2 separate regions of the Homo sapiens genome follow, and region 2 is linked to region 1. The links are chromatin loops, found by intact Hi-C in ENCODE. Cell type or tissue: endothelial cell of umbilical vein. All regions are shown on one strand. Each heading gives the region's core, and the rest is flanking DNA. Links, peaks and the distances in the headings are about the cores only.

The links. Hi-C counts contacts between places; a loop is a spot of excess contacts. Peaks named below come from ENCODE experiments on the same cell type or tissue, not always from the same donor. Only the 100,000 strongest peaks of a DNase experiment are listed, where the experiment ranks them.
Region 2: a loop joins it to region 1, with 6 times the contacts of the local background. A loop is called at or near these places in 5 of 110 quality-filtered maps.

Annotation. Positions count from the first base shown.
Region 1 is chrX:103,341,250-103,345,650 of GRCh38, forward strand. No RefSeq gene overlaps it. Among named protein-coding and RNA genes, the nearest start is that of TCEAL9, 13 kb to the right of the region's middle. In endothelial cell of umbilical vein, for the core only: a CTCF peak has its summit at 2,053 (motif pointing right); DNase peaks (open chromatin) are centred at 2,072 and 3,512.
Region 2 is chrX:103,402,409-103,406,809 of GRCh38, forward strand. It overlaps LL0XNC01-250H12.3 (a long non-coding RNA gene), which reads left to right and starts at 2,372. Exons shown (of 6, transcript NR_188440.1): 1 at 2,372-2,688. RefSeq lists an enhancer at 2,363-2,532. In endothelial cell of umbilical vein, for the core only: no CTCF peak of the experiment used is centred there; a DNase peak (open chromatin) is centred at 2,313; H3K4me3 peaks cover 835 bases; H3K27ac peaks cover 1,414 bases.

The DNA.
Region 1 (4,401 bases), core at 179-4,178:
GTGACTTTTCTAAACTATTTTTGCAAATACTGTATTCCTTATTGTTTGCAGAAGTCTCTGTTCCTTTAGCTTGTCTTCAGCCAGTGTTTTGACATATATTTCCTTGAATGCCAGGAGCTGAAAAAACAAAACCAAAAATGAACTAACTAACAAAAAATTAGAACACCTCTCCTAGTCTTTGGGCATTAGCTCTGTACTCTCCAAAACTTATTTACAGATAAACTTAGATCAGTGGTATTTTTTCAGCCTTTCTTCTTTTCCAATATATGCATTTGAGGGCATAGAATTTTTTACTAAGCACAGATATAGCTATATTCCCACAAATTTTCATGTGTTGCATTCTCATTTTCATTCATTTAAAGAGAATGGCACATTTGATTGTCATTTCTTCTTTTATTTACAAATCATTAAGAAGTGTATTGTTTAATTTCCAAACACTTTGAGATTTGTTTATCTATTTGTTATTAATTCTTAGCTTTATTTTTCTGTCATCAGAGAACATATTCTGAATTGTTTCAATACTTTGAAATGTGTTGAGACTTGGTTAATGGCCTAGTATAAGGTCAATTTTAGTAAACACTACATTTGCTCCTGAAAAATATTTATATTCAGCACTTGTAGGTTATGTTCTATGTAACATAATGTCACATTTGTTACTCTTATTGCTTAAATCTTCAATACTTCAACTGATAATTTTTATGATTCTATCAGTTACTTAAGGAGGTATGTTTACATGTCCCACAAAGACTTTACATTTCTCTATTTCTCCGTTTATTTCTAATAGCTTTTGTCTTGTATTTTTGAAGTAATGTTAGTAGAAACATACTGGTTCAGAATTTTCATATCTTTCTGTTAGATTAAATATTTTATTACTATCAAATATATCTCTTTTTCTCTAGAAATATTTCTTGTCTTTAAGTCTACGTTGTTGATTTTTTTCATAGCTACACCAGCTTTCCTTTGATTACTGCATGCATGTATTTATTTTGACTTTCAGCCATTCTCTGTTCTTACATCTAAGTGTGCCTCTTATAAACAGCATATAATTCATAATTTTATCCAATCTTATTTGGAGTGTTCAATTCATTTACATTAATTCTAATTATTGGTATATTTGTGTTTATGTCTCTCATCTTACTATTTGTTTTCTATTTGACTCTCCTGTTTTACATTTCTATTGATTAAATTAGGCCATAAAATCTTAACAGAGTAAAACTACGGACTTCCTAAACTTGCGTTCAAAATTGTGTGCCCATCAGATGTGGTGGATCATACGTGTAATCCCAGCACTTTGGGAAGCTGAGGCAGGAGGATTGCTTGAGCCCAGGAGTTCAAGACCAGCCTGAGCAACATGGCGAGACCCGGTCTCTCCAAAAACAGAAAAAAAAAAATTAGCGGGGCATGATGCTGCAGGCCTGTAGTCCCAGCTACTCAGAAGGCTGAGGTGGGAGGATCTCTTGAGCCTGGGAGGTAGAGACTGCAGTGAGCCATGATTGTGCCACCGCACTCCAGCCTGGGTGACAGAGTGAGACCCTGTCTCAAAAAAAAAATGTGCGCCCGTATATGTATGTGGGTGAGTATACCCATTTGTTCAAGGACGGTTATATACATTTGTTCAAGGTGTATGCATGTGCTGAGGAGAGAGCACATGGCTCTCATTAGTTTCTAAAAGGAGTTTATAACGTTTTTTAACTGCTAGAAAAGAACAGAGTTTGGATTTGGTTTTAATGCCTGGACTCTTAGCAACTGAGCCATATTCCTGCCCTAAATGTTGAAAGTCCCATTTCTTATCAGTCTCTATGTTCTCCTTGGCTGATCTCATCCATTTCTGTAGTTGTTGCTACAGTCCTAGGGATAATGACATTGAATTTTACACCTCTAGCCCATACCCCTTTCTGGCCCTACAGACTTTTATCCATTTCTCCAGTGGAACTCTCTTCCTGGATGTTCTAAGAGTATGTCAGTCTCAACAGGTCCAAAATTAGTTGCCCTGTTAGTCAAGATGAACACTATTTCTCTGCCTCAGACTTCCTGATCGGTGATGCACAAACTGCAGTGCTGTTTCTGGTCACAAGGTGGCCCTTTACTTTACTTTTTAAGTTTATCCCAGTTGTGTTAAAAGAGAAAAATCCACTATTATATCGTAAACAAGTTAGGAGATATTCTTTACTGTACAATACCTATTTATTTTTGAAAATGTTTATGGGTCAAAAATTTTGAAGGAATCTATTGGCACATTTCTCCCTCATGAATTCTGCATTCAGGCAGTAAGTATCTACCTTCTGTTTCCACTGCTGAGAAGTGTCTTAATTTTATATTGGATAGCTTTTCTCTGTGTCCTAGCTTCATAGTTTCGACCATTTCTAGCTTCATAGTTTCAAACCATATCTTCATAGTTTCAACTCCTCCTTAATTTCATATTTCTCATAACCTGGATTTATTGTGACCTCTCAAGTCCTTATGCTAGAGAATTTGCCTTTGCTTTTCTTTTTCAGTTCCCAGCATCAATCACCCGATTATCTCCATTATGCCCAGTTTTATCCAATGTGAGGGAAAACATCATTCCCCTTAGAAAAAACAATGGGATTGGGATTGGGATTTGACACTGCTAAAATTTTAAAAATATACATAATTTAAAAATTATATTTAGGAAAACAAGTGGCTGTCTCCATCTGTTCTAGTCATGGTTTTAATGTATTTATTATTTACTTTATTGAGAGACTGAGAGCACTAATTCTGGAGCCAAACAGTTTTGCTTATATCCTGGTTTTAAAACCTATTAGCTGAACAACTTCAGGTAAACTCTGCATCCATTAGTTTCCTCCTACGTAAAGTGGAGTCATTGATAGTATAGCCCTCACTGGTTTCTTTTGAGGAATTAATTGATTAATACCTGTAAATCACTTAGAACACTGGCTCACACTAAAAGTATGTTATGAGTATTGTTATTATTACCATTATTACCATTATATTCTGCATATTTCAAATTAACATGAATACAGAGGTATTCAGAATTTTTAATGGCAATGTGATTGAAACTGTACAAAAACTTTAAAAATAAAAAAACTGACTTTGAAAAAAAAAAGAACGGAAAAATCACCCTTAATCAAATATTCATTCTGATATGGTGACTTATGTTACACTTTTTCTATTGAATATGCACACATGCATGTATACACCTTACTTTCTTAATTATTAAATTACAGCATCTATAACATACATCATGGATTCAGGAACACTTTTTTGAGAAAAAGTAAACCATCACATAATATCTTCACATCTATTGTATGATGTATCCCAATGTGAGAAATATTGAAAGATTTTTAAAATAGAACCCATATTAGTCTGTTCTCACATTGCTATAAATAAATACCTGACACTGGGTAATTTATAAATAAAGAGGTTTAATTGGCTCACAGTTCTTCAGGCTGTACAGGAAGCATAGCACCTTTCTGCTTCTGGAGAGGCCTCAGGAAACTGTATTACAATCATGGCGAAGGCAAAGGGGGAGTGAGACATCTCAAATGGCCAGAGCAGAAGGAAGTGGGGGAGGTGCCACACACTTTTAAACAATCAGATCTCATGAGAACTCACTATCAGGATGACAACACCAAGGGATATGGTACTAAACTATTCATGAGAAACTGACCCCATGATCCAATTGCTTCCCACCAGGCCCCTCCTCCAACACTGGGGATTACAGTTCGACATGAGATTTGGTGGGGACACAGATCCAAACCATATAGGATCCTAACATAAAATAGGATAATTTACATCTTGTGATATATGTATTGCTAGGCTCTTAGGCATTTTGACGTATTTCCTTGCAATCTTTTTCTATGCATATTTGTACTCAATATTATTGTGCTTCCTCTGTACTACCAGTGGTTCTCCAGTGTTAGTGTGCATTAGAATCTTTCAGGGGAGCATGATAATTGTTTTGGCACCCAGTTAGAAGTTGAGTCATGGAACTTTTGGGGGATGCCAAAGTCTGTCCTGTTAGCAAGAAAGATGACAGGGATTCTGAAACAGGCAGTCTGTGTGACATTCTTTTAAAATCATGCTAAATTATATTCATCTTTTAATCTGGCATGTCATCCTTCCCCTAATAGGCTCCTTAGAAATACAAGTCTTGCCAGGCAGGGTGGCTCACGCCTGTAATCCCAGCACTTTGGAAGACCGAGGCAGGCAGATCACGAGGTCAGGAGTTCGAGACCAGCCTGACCAACATGGTGAAACCCCGTCTCTACTAACAATACAAAAATTAGCTGGGTGTGGTGGCACACACCTGTAATCCCAGCTACTCAGGAGGCTGAGGCAGGAAAATCGCTTGAATCCAGGAGGTAAAGGTTGCATTGAGCCAAGATCGCACCACTGCACTCCAGCCTGGGCGACAGAGCG
Region 2 (4,401 bases), core at 229-4,228, 61 kb after region 1:
CTCCAGATGATTGGATGAGGACCACCCACATTATAGAGGGCAGTCTGCTTTATTCAGCGTCCACTAATTTAAATGTTAATCTCATCCAAAACCGTCCTTACAGAAACACTCAGAATAATGATGATGAGATATATGGGTACCATGGCCCAGTCAAGTTGATGCATAAAATTAACCATCATACTTACACTAAAAAATTATTCATTTTTATCTGGAATTTAGATTTAACTGGATATCCTCTATTTTATCTGGTTGCCCTAAACATGGGGACTCTGTGCTGAACCAAGGTGCTCCAGGAAGCAACCCCAACTGAGCTGCAGGTGGCATCAGCACCAATTGTCTTTCATGTGAGTAAACTCTCTTGGATGTCCCAGTGGAGTGTAGCCCCACAGCCCCGCGAAACATACACCACATGCAGCAGAAAACACATTGCTGAGCTCAGTCAACACTCAGATTTCTGAGAGATAATAAATGGTTTGTTTTGGGGTATTCGTTAGGTAGAAATGGTTATCTAAAACATGGTTTGGGTGAACTTTTCCCCTTTTTCTGTACTTTGTTATCATTGGATATCAAAGGGATTCTCTTATCCTTGAAGGCTTGGTGGGACATTGTTATACTAATAATTTTGAGTATAGTCTCTGTGTTTGTTTGTGTGTGTGTATAAATTTCTGAATATTTAGTCAATTCCTTCTTGAAGGAATTTTCAATGGAAGCTATCACAATATATGATTTTCAACCTACTCTGAATTTAGAACCTAATTCCATGAGATGAGCCTCTATTGAAATCACATGAATTAAGGTACTGACAAAGTGTTGTCACAAATGACTCCACGGGGAAAGCCTCAGAGATTGGCTTTGGCTTGGTGAGTATTCGTTCTGAACAAGGGTTATTTACGTACTTTAAGAAGTGTTTCTGAAAGAAGAGATCTTGAAACTCTTTCTCCTGCTACAGGGGATAGCCTTGCAAGGAAGCTACTTTCCATGGGAACACATAGGACTCCTGCACCAGACAGCAGCTTGATATGCATTGCAGTCCTTGGCCTTTATGATTTTCCTGTCATGGCACTACTTGGTGGATAAATCTTTTTCAATTCTGTGGATCCTTCATAGGAAGCCCACATGCCAGCAAATCTAAGTCATCTTCTCCAGTATCTTCTTTATGAGGAATAAAGTCCATGTATTTTTCTTCTTTCATCTATTTATTACTTGATTTCAAGCTTAGACTTGAAGCATGGAGGTAAATTGCTTAAAAAATCCAAGCAATTTGGAGAAAGACAATAGAAATAGTTGAGCCAGTGAGGCACAGAAAGAGGAGTAGCACTGTGGGCCTATTGTAAGATCTACCTCTGGGCTGGGCTCGGTGGCTCATGCTTGTAATCCCAGCACTTTGGGAGGCCGAGGCAGGCGGATCACCTGAGGTCAGGAGTTCAAGACCAGCCTAACCAACAGGGAGAAACCCTGTCTCTACTAAAAATAAAAATTAGCTGGGTGTGGTGGTGCATGCGTGTAATCCCAGCTACTCAGGAGGCTGAGACAGGAGAATTGCTTGAACCCGGGAGGCGGAGGTTGCAGTGAGCCAAGATTGTGCCATTGCACTCCAGCCTGGGCAACAAGAGTGAAACAGTGAAACCCCATCTCAAAAAAAAAAAAAAAAAAAGATCCACCTCTGAGGGCAGGGAAGAACAAGTGCTCCTGAAGAGCAGCTTACTACCAAGAATTTTGAAGGGAGGCAGCCTGGGCAATGCAACCCCTTTTTCTTCTTCCCAACTCACCAATTAGAGAAGTTCCTCCTGTGACAGAAAAGGATTGAGTGTATAGAGAGTCTAGAAATGTTGTGGTCATGAATGTCCCTCCACATGTAGGAATGAAGGATAAGAATTTTCTCAAGACAAACCATTGCATGGTTGAATTGATTAGGTTTCTAGGCTTGCATTACTGAAATAACTCTGAGATATCTTAAATGACTTATTTTGTTGTTCCTAGATCTTTTAGTCACATGATTATAGACAGTCTTAGTTTTCTGCCACAGATGGATAACTGATTAGTGTGGTGTGTGAACTGTACATGCTCCTCCTCAGTGAGCTAGCTTATCTCCAAGAGCTCCAGGTCTCTGTGCACTGGTGATATTCCTCTACTGTCACTTTTAAACAAAACTACTGACAACCGGGACATTGTTCCATCAAACCTGGCAGAATTCTATCAATTGGCTCCGTCCCAGCCTAGTTCCTCTAATTATTATAGCTACCCAGGAAGCCGCCTGAAGAGTGAAGCCATTTTCTCTTTGTGAAAGCCAAGGAGTCAAAAGGCCACTCTATGGCATTTCCGGTGTGCTGGACCAGCCTGCGTATCACGGTTGCCATAGAAACCTGACGTCATAACGGCGACCGTGAAGACTTTTAAAATAGAGACCAACGTGGCCGGGCAGGAAGAGCAGGGTCCCGCCTTCAGGTGTTTGGGACTCAGCTGAGGGTGTGGGTGCCCCGCGGTGGGGGCTGAACCTTCCTGGGGTGTGGAGAGACGAAAGGAGCCCAGATCCAAGTTCCCTCGTTCCCGCTTTGGCATAAGTTGCCCTGGCGGTCTCATGAGAGAGAGAAAGAGCTGGGACCCTCCTCGCCCCAGTGAGTGTGATGTCTTGCTCCGGGTGTCCTGGGGCAACTTTCTATACAGGCGGGACGTGGGAGGATCAGACAGGTAAGGACTCTCTGAGCCCAGCGTCCCGTTCTGTAAAATGAGGATAAGAATGCACACCCACAGGATTGCTGCAACCTGCAGTGATAACACAGGTGCAAGATGATAGATAGCCCTGTGGTTGTTATGGGACGATGGGTGCTTTATGGATTCAGGCTATTTCTTTTCTTTTATTTTTTGAAAACAACAGAAATTTATTATTTTACAGTTTTGGAGTTCAAAAGTCCAAAGTAGGTCTCACTGGGCTAAAATCAAGGTGTCAGCAGGGCTATGTTCCTTCTGGAAGTTCTAGTGTAGAATGAATTTTCGTTTTTTTCCAGCTTCTAGAAGCTGCTGGCATTCCTTGGCTCATGCCCTCACATTACTCTAACCTCCATATTGTGGTCACATCTACTTCTCCGATTTTATTGCCTCCCTATTTCCCTCATAAAGACCCTTGTAATTATATCAGGCCCACCCATATGATCCAGAATAACCTCACCATTTTAAGATCATTAACTTAATCACATCTGTAAAGTCCATTTTACCATGTAATGTAACATATTCACTTGTTCCAGAGATTAGGACATGGATTTCTTTGGGGCAGAGGAGTGTTATTCAGCCTACAGCACAGTTGTATATTAGATACTGTGCTGGATAGCCTCAATTTGTCTCTTCAAAGCTTCCACCCCTCACCACCCTACTCTGTGCTTCACAGGTCTGATCCTTATAGATTACATCAACTCAGATCCCTTCTCCTTAGGCTTCCAGTTGGGTTTGGCCAATGGGAGATACTAGCAAGTGAGTGAGGGAAAGATGGGGTATGTGTCCCCAGTGCCAGATTCCTTGGTGTTGGGCTACAGGTTGGTAGTGGTTGTGTTCCTCTACCAAGGGCTCAGGCAGTTTCCTCATTCTTTTTTAAAGTTGTTATTAGGTGATAGATGGAAAGGAGAAGAAAAGGCCCTGGTGAGAAACTCATTGTTCCTTCTGTTGTTATGATCACTACCTGATTGTGTCAGTGTCATTGGTCACTAATTCAGTGCCCAGCATGGTTGCAGGCACAGAGTCACTTCAATAAAGCATAGTGATTGCTGGAGTCTGTCTCTCCCCAGGAAGCACTTCACGGGGGCAACTAAACTTATATCAGGTGTCTGAAGGAGGTGGGTTCTGATGATCTAGGTCATGATGACTGCTGAAGCTTCTACTTCAGATTTGCAGGACAGCAGTCCTCAGGAGATCTCTAGCACTTCCATCCTTGGTGGGATATGATGCCTGGCTCAAGTGAGTTCATAGATCTGAGCAGAAGTATGTTGCAGAATAGTAGCTGTGTAGTTCACAAAGTAGTCTAAAAGTAGAGCAGCCACTTTGATCTTATCACTGGAAAAGAGGCTCAACAGGTGGATTTCATTGCGTGCATCAGCAGCTACATGCTTTGTAGTATCCCTTGAGGCCCATTTGGAGCTACCTTTCTTAAAGCAATGAATTGTTCAGTTGGGGAAGAAACTTGATATTTAACATGCATTTGTAATAAATTTACACATAGTTTTCTGACTGTATAAATAATAATTCATTATTCCCATGTATCTCGGATGGAAGTTGAAATATGCAGGTGGTTAGAAGGTCTTCATAGCAATTTGAGATTGTAATATGCATGCTTTCATGGTTAGCGTGTTTTCATCCATTCTGCAATGTAATTTTTTAAGAGGCCAGGAATTTATTAAGTGTTAGTTAAATGTC